Linked DNA regions of Homo sapiens: region 2 is linked to region 1. A link is an interaction called in ENCODE POLR2A ChIA-PET data of the cell type or tissue named here. Cell type or tissue: PC-9. All regions are shown on one strand.

Region 1 (8,000 bases):
GCCTTCCCAAAGCAGTCTTACCAGAAGGAGTGGGATAGAACAGCCACAAAGCAACATTATAAATCGTCTGAGCCTTGCAATGATACTGCCCATTAAGGAGCCTTTTTTTTTTTTTTTTGCCCCACTCAGTTCCTGGCTCTACTAATAGAACAGCGCATCAAGCAAGGCTGTAAATAAAAGTTATTACATAATAGGTGGGTGCCGAAGTGGAACAGACGGAGCTGAGGCATGGAGGCCTTATTACTGCTCATCAGCAATTATAAACAGGATAAAGTGTCTGGGACTTGCGCTGATGCAGCGAGGGCTAATAGAGGCTGGGGATGACACTGGGCAATGATAGGATGATGTATGCTGATGGGTTTTACTGCCTCATCTTGCTGCTAGCTTCCAAGACAAGTTGTATTCTCTGTTTTCCTGCTTGCTCATCTGTCTGAAGAGATGGTCCCATTGCCTCTCCCGCCAGCAGGTGGGCTGGCATTTATTCCTCATACCTGTGTCTGCTTCCAAGGCACCCCCCTCGAGAAGGATCTTCAGAAATATTTCATAATCATGGCCGATTAAAGTTGTAATCTTATTGTATAGTCTGCCATCATAGTTACAGATCACACCCTCAGAAGGAGTTGCTTATGTGGATTATAGCACCAGCTGAGACACTGTGGTTAGGCAGCCAGTCCAGCACTTTACTAAAAGACTGCTGTGACAGAGTCCTGTAGTAGATTCTGTAGGAACATGCAAAAGAAGTGATAAATGTGTATCTTGCCCCTGGGAGCTTACACCATAGAGAGAATAAGTACAGAAACAAGTACAACTAATTCCAGCTTTTGCGAGCAAGAGATGTAACTTATGTTTATTTCAAAAAGTGAAGAACAGGAAGATAGATTATGCCAATCATTAGGAGCAAATATAGTACTAATGTTGTATTTTTCTTTTCAAGAATTATCTTCCTCGTGAAATGCTTAGAATTCACTTTAGAGTCATGGGGAATGATGAAGGGATACTAGAATGTGGAGGGAAAGTCTAGGAGTAGGACTGTGTTTTCCAGTGAATGGAAAACTTCAAATGTGACTTGGCAATGCTTTTGAGTAGCACATGAGCACCTAGTACTTGGAAAAACTGAGATACAGCTCTGTTCAACTTCGAGTGCTCAACTTCACTAAATCACAGTAATGAGACCTTTGAGATAGGAGAAATCTGTAACGGAGCCACAGAAGAATACTTTTTGGAAAGGGCTTTCCGGTTTGATCCAGGAGTTTATCAGCATTCTGGTACTTCATGTATTTGTCATTTGTGCCTTTAAGTAAATACACATCTTTATGTGTAGTACCCTCAAAACTAACCTATCAGGAGACTTCCTACTGTTAGAGATATTGTAGTTTTTCTCTGATGCCTTAAGGTGTGCCTAGGTGTATCTCAGTTTTGAAGAAGCCTAATACATGCTAATCCCAGTAGTATAAGCTACATAAACTAAGAATTAATGTTATAGGAGGATCCTTCAGTCTATAAAATGCCTTGCCATTGGGTTAATGTAAATAGGTTTTTCCTTTTGCATATAAAGTAATACTTGACTTGCCAAAAAAACCAGTTCCTACTGATTTATTCAGGAATGTTCTGTGGGTAGTGGCCAGTGGAATAGAGAAAGAGAGATAAATCTGATTAAGATATGTTTGAAAAGAGTAATTGACAGGATTTGATGGCTGATTAGAGTTGGCTGAAGAAAGACTGCAAAGTATAAATCTGGAGAACTGAGGGAAGAAAGATGTAACTGACAGGGAAGGAGTAGGAAGAAAACTTGATTGAAACTATTTTCAGTTTCTGATGAGTTAAATTATTATAGTCCTATAGAAAATTATAAATATGAGCCTGTTTTAGAAATTGCTAATTTAGAAACAATGATTAAAACTGTGCAAATGAATAAAGAAGAAGAATGGGGGGTAAGGACTGTGTTTCAGGGCAGGAAAGAGAAAGAGGAGCCAGTGAGTTAAGGAAGCTAAAGAAAGGAGAAAGCTTCCCACAGGATCATGAAAGATGCATGAGAAGAGGGATCAGGAAATGTGAGGACTAAGGAAAGCTATGGCCATGGCTAGCAGAAGATCACTGGAAAACCTGAACGAAGTTTGTGTAATGTGTGGGAAACGAAAGCCTGAAATCATTAAAGAGGGCCTTGATAACAAGGAAATAAAGGCAGCAGACAGAAATCATTCATTATGGAGTTAATTGAACCATTAAAAACTAGCAAATAGTGGTGGTTGGAGGGAGAGACAGGGTCGGGCATTTTTTGGTGTGGAGGTGGTTAAAATAGTGAACTATTTTGCCCCTACTAAAATACAAAGAAAAGGGATCCAGGAAGAGAAATAGAAAAGATTAGAGGAGAAATGGAAGAGGCATACAAGCAAGACTCAGCAGAGGCAGAAACCCAGAAGGGTTATTTCTATCTAAGAGTGTAAGGAAGGACATACAGTCAGAGATTTTCTCAGTAAATGAGTAGATAGTTAGCTGAGACAAGATGAACTAGGGAGTTTCTCCTAGAAAAGGTGGTCGCCGTGTTCTGATTAAAGGAAAAAATAATACCATAAGTTGTAAGTAGCAGCAGAGAGCTGAGGGTATAAGGAAGGAACTATTGTGGACTGAGGAGGGAAGATAGCATCTACAAGTAGTAGCTAATTCAAGCTGTCATTAAGTAGTTTAAGTTTATAGTGGGCCAAAGTAACACTTTCCATGGGTACTGCATTTAATCCAGAAGAAAAAAAAAAAGCAAAGGGGAACAAGTGGTGCTCTCTTTGTTTTTTAATAAGATTTCATTTTTATAAAAGTAACATATGGTAACACACCATATCACAGAATAGCTTAGAAAAGAAAGTAATAACTTGGATATGATCCTACTCCACAAAGCTGACCAGTGTTTCTCTCTTGACAGTTTTAGTACCTTTGTTCTGTAGGTTACCTTGTAATTATGAGAGGAAAATAATGCTTAAAGTCCTCCTTTTTGAGATGTCAACTGGCATGAAATAGGAAGATTTAGCTTATACTATTCCTCATCCCAGTGTTTGCTATTTTATTGTTGATTTTCATTCTTTCCTGATCCATCAACTTTCAGCATCATCTCTTAATGAGGATATTAATACATCTGATTGGAAATACTTATTCATCATATCTTCGGTCGGCTACACTTGTAATTTTTATATGTCATGGTTGTTAGTTAATACAGGTTGAGTATCCCTTTATCCAAACTGCTGGGGTCCAGAAGCGTTTCAGGTTTCAGATTTTTTAATATTTGCATTATACTTACTGGTTGATCATCCCAAATCTGAGAATCCCAAATCTGAAATACTCCAATGAGCATTTCCTTTGAGCACCATGTTCCAGAGCTCAACATTTTGTAGCATTTTGGATTTCAGATTTGAGGATTAGGGATACTCAACCTGTATTTACAGTCAGGCTGTAACCAGAAGCAAATCCTCCATGTATGTTCATAGGTTGTTCCTAAAAAATTGAAAGCCCAATATATGACATTTACATTATTATGACTCTGTAAACGTTCCCTGTCAGGCCACCGTGATACATGCTAAGAATATATTTCTTTTTCTATGGGTCTAATGAAAACAGTTAATGGTGAACTATTTAGAAAGCAAGCTTTCATTTACTTTTCAGGGCTAGCATCTGTGAGCCATTGCATAAGAATCTCTGAGCCATGGAAAAAGAATGTTACTACAGCAAAGCCAAATTGATCCTTTATTATATTCCATCAGTTGCTCAAAAATCATGCCACATCTTAGTTTGCCTTATATTTGCATTATAGCTTTTTAATACAGGTCCCCCCACCCCTGGCATTTATAATTGCCTTTCTTTTTTTTTCTACAGTATTTGGTTTTACGTCACCACTTACTTCCTAACTCTGTATTTACACCTTTCACCTGAAACCTTTTTCCTAGCGCCTACCGGTCTTTCCTCTCCAATCTGAACTAGATTCTGTAAGCCCGCGGTGACATCCTAGAATTTCCTTTCACTGCTCAAGCTTTTATTCTCTCATTTTTCCAAATACACCCCCAAGTTAGTGCCTAAAAGAAGCAGTGTTAGAGTTCCTGCATATCTGAAAATTTTTTTCTGCTTCCATTATGTTGGAAAATTTGAGTAACAATTCTCGGATGAAAGTCATTGCTTCAGCCAGACACGGTGGCTCATACCTGTAATTCCCAGCACTTTGGGAGGTGGAGGTGGGTGGATTGCTTGAGCCCAGGAATTGGAGACCAGCCTGGGCAACATGGTGAGGCTTTGTGTCTACAATCAATACAGAAAATTAGCCAGGCATAGTGGTGCGCACCTGTGGTCCCAGCTACTTGGGAAACTGAAGTATGAGGATCACCTGAGCCCAGGAGGTCGTGGCTACAGCGAGCCATGATTGCACCACTGCACTCCAGCCTGGGCAACAGAGCTGAGATGCTGTTTCAAAAAAAAAAGTAATTGCATTCTTGTCTTCTAGTATTCCATGTTACTACTAAGAAGTCAGATGCCACTGATTATCATTTTTATGAGTAATATACCTGGATTTTTTTCACTTTTAGAACTCATTAGGGTTTTGTTGTTGTTGTCCCCCCCAACCCCCCGAGACAGAGTCTTGCTGTGTCACTCAGGCTGGAGTGCAGTGGTGTGATCTTGGCTCACTGCAACCTCCGCCTCTCGGGTTTAAGCGATTCTCCTGCCTGAGCCTCCCAAGTAGCTGGGATTACAGGCACCTGCCACCACATCGGGCTAACTTTTGTATTTTTAGTAGAGGCGGGGTTTCACCATATTGGCCAGGCTGATCTCGAACTCCTGACCTTGTGATCCACCCGCCTCAGCCACCCAAAGTGCTGGGATTACAGGCGTGAGCCACTGTGCCCAGCCAGGGTTGTGTTTTTATAAGCTTAGTGTTCTAAAATTTGTAGTGAAGTGTGTATTAGGCATCCCTTTTTTCCATTCAAGATGCGAATACTTGCTAGGTCCCTTAGATCTGAAGACTGATGCCCTTCTTCAGCGCTGGAACTCTTTTATTTTCCCCTATCAACTTTGTGGGGGTTTTTTTGTTTTGTTTTGTTTTTCTGGGATGCTTATAATTTAGATGTTGGAAGTGCTATTTTGATAATCTTTCTCTAATTCTTTTCTCAGAGTCTTCATTTCCTGTTTTCTGGATGATTCTGTTGACTTTGTCTTCTGACCCTTTTATTTCAACAATCATACTTTGAGCTCACTTTTGTTCTCTGAAGATTTTTTTTCGTAATGTTCTTTCCTTATTTATGTATATAATAATTCCATGGTAATGTCTTCTAAGCATATTCATTAGCGGTTAGATTTGTCATTGTGCTCTTCTGTTTTCTGAATTACCAGTAATTACCTTGAGACCGGGTTTTCTGTTTATCTTGGTCTTCTTCATGCTCTAATTCTCCTCATTTACCTGGCAAAGCTTGGTTTTCTGTTGACTTTTAAGAAAGAGGCTGTGGATGAGTGGGGAAGATAGGACTGTTTTGGTTTTTGAGAGTCTCACTCTATTCACCTAGTCTGGAGTGCAGTGGCGTGATCACCGCTCACTGCAGCCTTGACCTCCTGGGCTCAAACGATCCTCCTACCTCAGCCTCCTGAGTAGCTGGAACCACAGTCCTGCACCAGCACACCCGGTTAATTTTTCATTTTTTTTTTTTTTTTTTTTAAGAGACGGAGTCTCGCTTGTTGTCCAGGTTGGTCTTGAACTTTTGCTCTCAAGTGATCCTCCTACCTCTGCCACCCAAAGTGCTAGAATTACAGGTGTGAGCCACCGCACCCAGCCTAGGACTGTTTTCTACTATATCTCTTTGTTATGTGAGAATTTTTACTGGGGGCTGTGTGTGGGAAGCAGTGAGTATAGGTATTAACTGGCAGAATTAGTGGTAAGGAGGTTGAGAACCTGCTGTTAGGCTTTCAAATTCAGGAGGAGAATTCGACTATAAGGGACCATAGAAACAGCTTTGCCTAGACAGATCATCCAGTTGCTTTGAAGAAGAGCTGTCTAGATTTTTGCCAGGTAAACGTGGGCTGGCTGCCATAAAGTTATTATGAAGGAAGTGAGATAATTTATCTAAAGCACCTCACCTAGCATGATGCCTAGTAAATGCTCAGTAGATAATAGAGATGTAGACAGATGGTACCTGACAATCTTGAATGAAATGAGACTGAAGAGAAACTTGAGGGAGTGTAGAGGAAAGTGAGAAAGAACTTAGAGATGGAATCAGAAGCTGATAATAAGCACCTGAGGCCAGTCAGATTGGAGAATGCAGACATGGAAAGGAGGTAGAAGTCAGTGGAGATAGGGAAGGAGGGAGAGCCATAGCAGCCCTTGTTTGAACAGGTGAGCGCTGTGAATGACAGGAAGCTCAGAAAGCCCCTTTGTCCTTTCTTAAGAAAATTGAGAATTATAATTGGGAAAATCAGACTTCCTTTTTTGTTGTATTGCTTTTTTCTAGCCTGGCCCCACCCCGCTTTTTGAGATAGGGTCTCACTCTGTTGCCCAGGCTGGATACAGCAGTACCATCACAGCTCACTATAACTTTGACCTGTTGGGCTTGAGTGATTCTCCCACCTCAGCCTCCCGAGTAGCTTAGGACTACAAGCGTGTAGTTGTCTCACTGCAATCCCTGCCTCTTGGGTTCAAGCAATTCTTCTGCCTCAGCCTCTGGAGTAGCTGGAACTACAGGTGCATGCCACCGTCCCCGGCTAATTTTTGTATTTTTAGTAGAGACAGGGTTTTTTCACCATGTTGGCCAGGCTGGTCTCCAACTCCTGACCTCAGGTGATCCACCAGCCTTGGTCTCCCAAAGTTGTGGGATTACAGGCATGAGCCACAGTGCCTGGCCAGAAGTTTAACTTCTAAATGAATGTTGTAAGAAAATGAAAACAGTATTGCCCATCTTTTTTTTTTTTTTGAGACAGAGTCTCGCTCTGTTGCCCAGGCTGGAGTGCAGTGGCACGATCTTGGCTCACTGCAACCTCTGCCTCCCAGGTTCAGGTGATTCTCCTGCCTCAGCCTCCCAAGTAGCTGGGATTACAGGTGTGTGCCACAATGCCTGGCTAATTTTTTTTTATTTTTAGTAGAGACAGGCGTTTCACTGTGTTAGCCAGGATGGTCTCGATCTCCTGACATCGTGATCCGCCTGCCTTGGCCTCCCAAAGTGCTAGGATTACAGGCATGAGCCACCGAGCCCGGCCTATCTTAAACACAGTTAAAGTAAGTCCTCACTTAACATTGTTAATTGGTTCTTGGAAACTTTGTCTTCAATACATATATATATGTGGTTTTTGTTTTTTGTTTTTTGTTTTTGTTTTTGTTTTGGTAGAGATGGGGTTGCTCAGGCTAGTTCAAACTCCTGGTCTAGGCCTTGGAAGTTAAATATTTCCGTATGTATTGGTGGAAAGTAATTCTTAACAGAGATTTCACAAGCTTGCCTTTTAAAAACATAAATATTCCTATTTCCTGAGGTCTCTAAGCTTTTATACTAACAACTGAGAACTCTTCTTTCTAGGGCACATCACAATTTAGGGGCCACAGAGGGTTAATAGTTTCTTGCGATTAAAATCTGGGTAAGAAAGACTGGCTGTTGCATCCAAACCAACAACATGAGAAGATACTTTAGCCAATAAATTCACTGGTTTATGATTAAAAATCAGACAGTTTAACCTTGGAGGCATTTTTGTCATGGGGGACTTAATATTGTGATTAGTTATCTGAACAGCCAAGTGCCTCTGTGGGTTCAGTTAACCAGCCTCCCACTATATATGTATAATTATTTCTAGTGCATACACATACTCTGCCATAAAAGCTTATTTGGCCTTATGCACCCCGTCATTCTGAATTCTCTGTTTCATTACCAGTATCCACCCACAGAGTTTCAGAAAGCCATTCCCAAATAGCAGAACCACAACTCAGAATTTTAAATAAACTACACCTCCATTAGCTCAATAGGACAGGGGAATTAGTTACATGCTATGCATTTCCC
Region 2 (8,000 bases), 190 kb before region 1:
CATTTATGTGTATGAGCAGTTGGAATTGATCACTAAAATATTTCTTAAAGGTAATATAAGTACAATTTGGTATGTTGAGTATCATGAATGAATCAATGCAAAGATTCAAGTATCTTTGGGTAGAATCATGTCCTTTGAAATGTCAGTGTACAGTAAAAAGGTCTGACATCATAACTAGATTATAAATCCTATACTCTTGTACTCCAAAGTCAGTATAGTTGGACTGGCTTGTATGTCCTGTTTGACAAAATATAAATTTTACTTTCCTGTGGCAATTCCCAAACTGGGCTGACCACTTGGACTTTTAAGAAAATGTAAGCACTCTTGGGCATTGACCCAACGATTTTCATTCACTAGATCCTGGGGTGGGGCCTAGGAATCTGTGTTTTTTAATAATTTCCTTTCTGTAGGTGTTTACATATAGTCAGTTTCTCTGCTACCCACCTTTCATGATATACTTTGAAATTTGGTGACAATCACCTTGGACCTTTTGGGTTCTCTGGAAATGGTAACCAGTAAGGTAATTAATAATTAATATCTTATACTGGTAGAGGGAAAGAAATGCTAACATGTGTCATACTAAAGATCTTTTAGGACTAGTGCTGACTTTCTGTTCATATATTTCACTGGAAAGCTATTGTCAGGACATTTTGCGGAAGGTGTTTTTTAAAATGTGGCATATTCATAGAGTTGTATTGCTGGAAGTTACCTTAGAAATCATTTAGCTTATTCCCTTTTATATTTGAGTTAATCTTAAAAATGTTAGGGTTAGGGTGTACCACTTATTAGTTAAGTTGCCTCATTTCTCTTAGCCATGGTTTCTTAAGCATAAGATGGGAATGATAATACCTACCTACCTTATAGTTTTTTTTAAGGATTTAACTGAAATTCAAAAAAAGTTGCTAGCATACATCTTGTTTGTAGCAGTGTAGCAAGTGTTCAGTAAATGTTTAATATTTTGACATACCTATAATATGATCTATGGTATACATAAAAGCCAAAAGAGGTAGAAAAAGTTATAGTAATTAAGTTCAAGTTAAAAATGTTGTACACCCACAGGCAGAGTTTTATTTTTAAATTATGGTATAATACTTACACAATACACCATTTTAAACCATTTTAACCATTTTTAAGTAAATCATTCAGTGGTGTTTAGTACAGTCAGTGTTATGCAGTCATCACTGTCTAGTTTGAGAACATTCTTATTACCCCAAAAGGAAACCTGTACCCATTGAGGAGCCACTTCCTATTCTTTTCTCTGTATCCGCTTGCAGCCACTAATCTATTTTTTGTCTTTATGGATTTGTTTATTCAGTCTCTTTCATATGAGTGAAATAATAAAAAATGACTTTTCACTGTATAATGTTTTCAGGGCTTATCCGTGTTGTTGTGTGTATCTTACTGCATAACTTCCATTTTTTTTAAATGACCGAATAACATTCCATTGTATGGATATAACAGCCTTGTTTATCCAGTAATCAGTTGATAGACATTTAGGTCCCTTCCACCTTTTGGCTGTGTGAGTGGAGCTGCCACGAACATGCATGTATAAGTTTTTGTTTGAACACCTATTTTCACTTTTTGGGTATACACGTGGGTGTGGAATTGCTAGGTCTTGTGGTAATTCTATGTTTAACTTACTGAGGAAGTCCAAACTGTTTTCCACAGTGGCTGCACCATTTTACACTCCATTAGCAATGTATGAGGGTTCCAGTTTCTCCACATACTGGCCAACACTTACTTTCTGTTTTTTTTTTTTTTAATTAAATTTTATAGCCACCCTAGTGTATCTTATTGTGGTTTTGATTTGCATTTTGCTGATGGCTAATGACAGGCATCTTTACCTGTGATTTTTGACCATTCGTATATCTTCTTTGAAGAAATGGCTGTTCAAGTGCTTTGCCCACTGTTTAATTGGGTTGTCTTTTTGTTGTTGAAAGCAGTCTTTTGATTATGAAATTAATTTATGTATTCTTCTCTAGGGAGCTTATTTGGAAATATATACTTGGTAATATAAAAATTTATTTCGGAATATAAAATAAAGGACTGGACTTCATTACTTTTTAAGTAAACTTTTATTGGATGCTTCCTTTTAATGTATTTTTTTTTGTAGAAATGAAATTGTTTTAATTTTATAGCTTAGCCTGATGCCTGATTCCATGCTTGCACTGACTCTCTGTCTGCACTAACAAATTATCAGATTTATTCCTTTCCAAAATATCATTGATTTTTTTTCAGATCATAGAATATTCCTCTCCCAACTTTTTTGTTGACAGCTTTACTGAGGTGTAATTTACATGCCATAAAATACACCCATTCTAACTGTACGTAGTTCAGTGATTTTTAGTCAACTTAACAGCATTGTACCACAGTTAACACAATGCAATATTATAGCATTTCTATCATTCTGAAAAGTTTTCCTCAGACCTTTTGGAAGTCATTTTCTGTTCGCGCCCCTTGGTGAACACTGATGCTTTCTGTTACTCTTGATTTGCCTTTTCTGAGTATTTCACATAAATGGAATCATAATGTATAGTCTTTTGTGACTAGCTTCTCTCACTGAACGTGTTTTTGTGGTTCATCTGTGTTGTCGCATGTATCTGTAGTTCTATTTTTTATTACTGAGTAGTATTTCATTCTGTGGATAATACCACATTGTGTTTATTCATTCACTAGTTGATGGGGATTTGGATCATTTCTAGTTTTTGACTATTATGCATAATGAACATTCAAGTACAAGTCTTTGTGAGGACATCCTCTTTCAACTTTTTATTTTGAAAAATTTAAACCCCACAGAAAGATTGAAGTAAGTAGTATAGCAAACACCTATTTACTCTTCACCTAGATTGACTATTAACATTTGCCTGCTGTTCTTTGCCTTTTTCTATAAATATACCTTTTCCAGAACCATTTGTAGATATTATACTTTATCTCTTATGTATTTCAGCATGAATTTCCTAAGAATGAGAACATTCACATACATAACCACGATTTTATCACACTTAAGAAAATTAGCAGTAATCTCATGTCAGCTACTTTATAGTCCATATTGAAACTTGTCCCAAAAATGTCTTCTGTAGTTCCCACCCCGCCGTTTCTAATGTAACATCCCCAAATGATTTATGAATCGCAGTTGGTTTGATATTTCTCTTAGTCTGTCTTAATCTAGAATGGTTCCCCTTCTTTTTGTTTGTCCTGTCAGTGAGGTTTGGAAGAATACAAGCCTTCCACATTTTAGATCTGTCTCATTGTTTTTAATGATTTGTTTTAGGTTAAACATTTTGACAAGGATTCTTAATTTTAAGGTGAAGTTGTGTACATTTTAGCACACCAGTGATAAAGTGAAAAAGTGAGTTATAGCACAGATCTAAAAATACCTTAAATGCTTTATTTTAATGTAAAACGTAAATGTACATTGCCATTAGTGTGAACATAATGTCAAGTTCTCCCCTTGTGTAGAAAAGTTTGATCACATGTGCCATGCTGGTGCGCTGCACCCACTAACGTGTCATCTAGCATTAGGTATATACTAACCTGCACAATGTGCACATGTACCCTAAAACTTAAAGTATAATTAAAAAAAAAAATTAAAAAAAAAAAAAAAAAGAAAAAAAAGAAAATAATTAGGGAGCTTCCTGATAGCTTAACACATGGAGGTTCCTGGAGAGTGGCCCACTCAGGAAGGCTTGGAAGCTCCCAGCACCTTCCCCACTACCTTGCCCTACACATCTCTTCATCTGTATCCTTTGCAATATCCTTTATAATAAACAAGTAAACTTAATTTTCAAAGAAAAAAAAAAAAAAAAAGAAAAGTTTGATCACTTGCTTAGAGGTACTGAATGCCAGATTCTAAAGGAATGACTTTCTCTTTGTATTAAGTAATTTGTAGGATGAAACTTTGAAACCGTATGGGATCTTGTTTGTCAGTAACCTTTTACCTGATTGTTTCAGGGTCCTTGAAATAATTATTACATTGGGAGAATGCTTTAAAAAATAATTTCATAAGTTGTGTATTAGTTGAAGACATTTGACATTGTCTCCTTAGGTTTCTGTACTTGGGTAAATATACCCCAGATGTCTCATTGACTTGTTACATTGTATTTTATGCTTAACTCTTTCAGAGAGAAATTTACTTATGAATTTGTTATGGTAGTAAGTGTGGAGATGGATTTTGTTTTAGAAGTTGCTTTTGATTTTACATTGATAACTCGATTGCACTTTAGCACTCAGCAAGATGATAGAGAAATTAATGGAATCCATTAAGAGGGAAGACTTTCTAAATAGATGTTCACCTGACAAAACGAGATTTTTTTTCTTTTTTTCTTTTTTTTTTTTTTCTTTTTTGAGACGGAGTCTTGCTCTGTCGCACAGGCTGGAGTGCAGTGGTACGATCTTAGCTCACTGCATCCTCCGCCTCCCAGGTTCAAGTGAGTCTCCTGCCTCAGCCTCCCTAGTAGCTGGGACTACAGATGTGCGCCACCATGCCCAGCTAATTTTTGTATTTTTAGTAGAGTCGGGGTTTTGCCATGTTGGCTAGGCTCCTCTTGAACTCCTTACCTCAGGTGATCCACCTGCCCTTGGCCTCTCAAAGTGCTGGGATTACAGGCAGGAGCCACTGCGCTCAGCCTAGGTTTATTTCTGAATGTTAAGAATTTTGTTCAGAATTCTTTTTTTTTTTTTTTTTTTGATGTTTTGCTAAAGCTTTTGGTGGAGTTTCCTGTTTTGTCCTCTGCATTTCTGAAATTGCTTATACTATAGTTGTGCTGATTAATCATGGGTAGAATCTCAAAATGTTACATTCAAGCCTGTAAATACTTCCATTTCTTTTCCTGGGAAAAGAGAATACAGCATGTCAATAATATCAGTAATTAATGTGAAGCTCTTTGCTCTATCATTGATTTGTGACTGGCTTACACCAGAACATGGGAAATGTACATCAGAAGTCTCTTATTCAAATTGATAAAACTGATAGGTAAGTAAAAAAATGTGTTAAAGCATGGAATCTTAAAAAGCAACTTGAATGTTTAGTTTAATTTAAAACATAAATTTACATGATTTGCGTTTTTAAATGTAGGTCTAAGGCTTGTTCTTTGCATGTCATCAACTGATTTGAGAGCCATACACTTGTTTCTGCATAAGCCACACAAATAATACATAGTCTGTGATAATTTAGCATAGTAGAATGTGGCCTCTGAGACCAGGCCTCCTGGGCTGCAACCCTTATTCTCTTTTCTTACTAGCATATGAACCAAGGCAAGTTACTTGACAGTTCCTTGCCTCAGTTTCCCCATTTGTAAAATGCAGATAATACCAGTGAGTCAGTAATTGTCAAACACATACTAGTTTAAAATGATTAACTCATTTAATCCTGTTGGTAACTGGCATGTAAGTGCCTAAGTAATTGTTAATTAAGTAATGTCCAGTTTTGGTTTCATTAAGTGACATGAGAGTCTAAATACATTTGTGAAGCAATCTGAAGGTACTCTTTCTAGATTTAAAAAAAATATTTTAATTAAGACTTTTTAAATCTTGCAAATATAAATTGTGTATGTTTATGGTGTACAGCTTGGTGTTTTGATATATGTATACATTGTAATGGCTAAATCAAGCTAATTAACACCTCACACACCTATCATTTTTGGGGGGTGGGAACATTTAAAATCTCTTAGCAATTTTCAAGTATACAATAAATTGTTACTAAGTATAATCACCATACAATTGATTTATTCCTCCTAACTGAAATTTTATGTCCTTTGATGAACATATCCCCAACCCCCCATTCTACTCTCTGCTTCTGTGAGTTGGACTCTTTTACATTCTGCACATAAATGAGATCATGTGGTATTTGTCATTCGGTGTCTGGCTTATTTCACTTAACATGATGTCCTCCAGGTTCATCCAGGTTTTTACAAATGAAAGAATTTCCTTCTCTTTTAAGGCTTAATAGTATTCCGTTGTGTTTATATGTCACATTTTATCCATGCATCCATTAATGGGCACTTAGGTTGATTTCATGTCTTGGCTATTGTGAATAATGCTGCAGTTGAACATGGGAGTGTAGATATCTCTTCAGCATCCTGATTCCATTCCTTTGGATATATACGCAGAAGTGGAATTGCTGGCTCAATTCCACTGGTAGTTCTATTTTTAATTTTAATATACTGTTTTCCATATTGGATGTACTAATTCCAATGAGTAGTATACAAGGGTTCCCTTTTTCCCCCACGTCCTTGCCAACACTTGTTGTTATCTCTTGTCTTTTTGGATCATGGCCATCTAACAGGAGTGAGGTGATAACTATTCCACTGCAGTTTTAATTTGCATTTCTCTGGTGATTATTAATGTTGAATACTTTTTTGTGTACCTGTTAGCTATTTGTATGTCGTCTTTTGGGAAATGTCTATTCAGATCATTTGACCATTTAAAAAATTGGGTTATCTGTTTTCTTGCTATTGAGTTGAGCTCCTTGTATATTTTAGATGTTAAAGAAGTATGGTCATCAGAAGTACGGTTTGCACATATTTCCTTTCATTCTGCAGGTTGTGTCTTTACTCTGTTGACTGTTTCCTTTTCTTTGTATAATCTTTCCAGATTTATGATTTTTATCCATCCCAGTCTTTAAGTTGTCCTGACCATGCTTGGCAGTATGTCTTTTGATCTGTTCAAAGCAGTCAACATAGATTTTATAGAAATAATGCATCCTTTTTGCACTTACTGGTTTGGGTTGTAACTGATTATATTATCTACAGTAACAGAACAGGCATAATTATAAGGCAGATTTGGAAACAGAAACCACTGATTCTTGTTAGACATTCAGTTCAACAGGTGGGAGTGGAGATGAGCTTGTATATTGAAAAATAGCTTTGCTGCCTGAGATGGCATCTGGCAAGCTGTGGTTATGTCATCCTATTTTATGGGGGGCCTCACTAGCATAGGTTACTACAGTCAGTTGAGTAGAGTGTTGCCAAGAAAACTTAATGCTGCTTTCTTTGAAGATGAGTATGATGCAGATTCACCATCTTAGGGTGCCTAATGTAGGTTGGTTGCTATGGATCTGTCTTCTGCCAGTCTTTTATCTGTGTGTGTGTGTGTGTGTGTGTGTGTGTGTGTGTGTGTGTGATGGTGTAGGTAGCATATGTTTGTGAGAGGTGGCAAGTTTTGTGGCTAAGAAGATAGACTGACCTAGGACTATCAAGATCCTCTGAGAACAATTACCTGTGGCTCATCACCAGTCCCCAGCACTGAGGAGGGGGACCATGCACTCTGAGTTGAATTCTGTCAGTCGGATCCTGATCCCAGTGCTTTTTAATACTTCCGCCAGAGTCTTAGATGGTAGCACACAGAGTATGCTCATTAAGATTGTGAAATGGCATCAAATTGAATAGGTGGCTCAATAGAAAACTTGATTAAATTTCAGAATACCTGATGGTTCAGGAAAGTTGGCGAATATACATATGGCATTTAGCTGGATCAGGGCAAGATAATTTTCTTAAGGAAAGTAAATAGTTGTTGAAATTTGGTATGGGAGTAGAGTTTTTGTACTACACATGATAGTACAAAGTATCCCAAAGTGCTGAGAAAAACCAGTTAAATAAGGGTCATTGATAATGCTTTTGTAGTTGGTCCAAGTGTTGTGGGTTATTGTTAAGCTGATAATGCCTTTGCATTCAAAATCATTGATAAGAAGTCATATAATTGGAATGGTGCTTATGGAAATTACAGGGCTTCACTGTACTTAGTATTTCACAGTGTAAGCATATGATAGGGATATCAGAAAGAAATGTTCTGAGTGAGAAAACTGTTTGAAAAACTAGTAAATAGTCCTGTAGATGAATGTTGTAGTAGATACTTAGTTTAGAAATATTAGGAAATTTAGTAATTCTCTTAATAAATTACACAGGTATACCTTACAGATAATGCAGTTTTTGTTCCTGACCACCACAGTATAGCACAAGTTACACAAATTTTTTGGTTTCCGAGTACATATAAAAGTTATGTTT

The links. Peaks named below come from ENCODE experiments on the same cell type or tissue, not always from the same donor. Only the 100,000 strongest peaks of a DNase experiment are listed, where the experiment ranks them.
Region 2: POLR2A ChIA-PET joins it to region 1 with 20 read pairs; 3 of 35 experiments call an interaction of 5 or more read pairs at or near these places.

Annotation. Positions count from the first base shown.
Region 1 is chr6:38,091,590-38,099,589 of GRCh38, forward strand. All of the region lies in intron 4 of ZFAND3 (zinc finger AN1-type containing 3), which reads left to right. Among named protein-coding and RNA genes, the nearest start is that of ZFAND3, 280 kb to the left of the region's middle. In PC-9, no CTCF peak of the experiment used is centred here; a DNase peak (open chromatin) is centred at 3,682; H3K27ac peaks cover 353 bases.
Region 2 is chr6:37,904,954-37,912,953 of GRCh38, forward strand. The region is part of intron 1 of ZFAND3 (zinc finger AN1-type containing 3); the gene reads left to right. Among named protein-coding and RNA genes, the nearest start is that of ZFAND3, 89 kb to the left of the region's middle. RefSeq lists a silencer at 6,850-6,899. In PC-9, no CTCF peak of the experiment used is centred here; no DNase peak of the experiment used is centred here.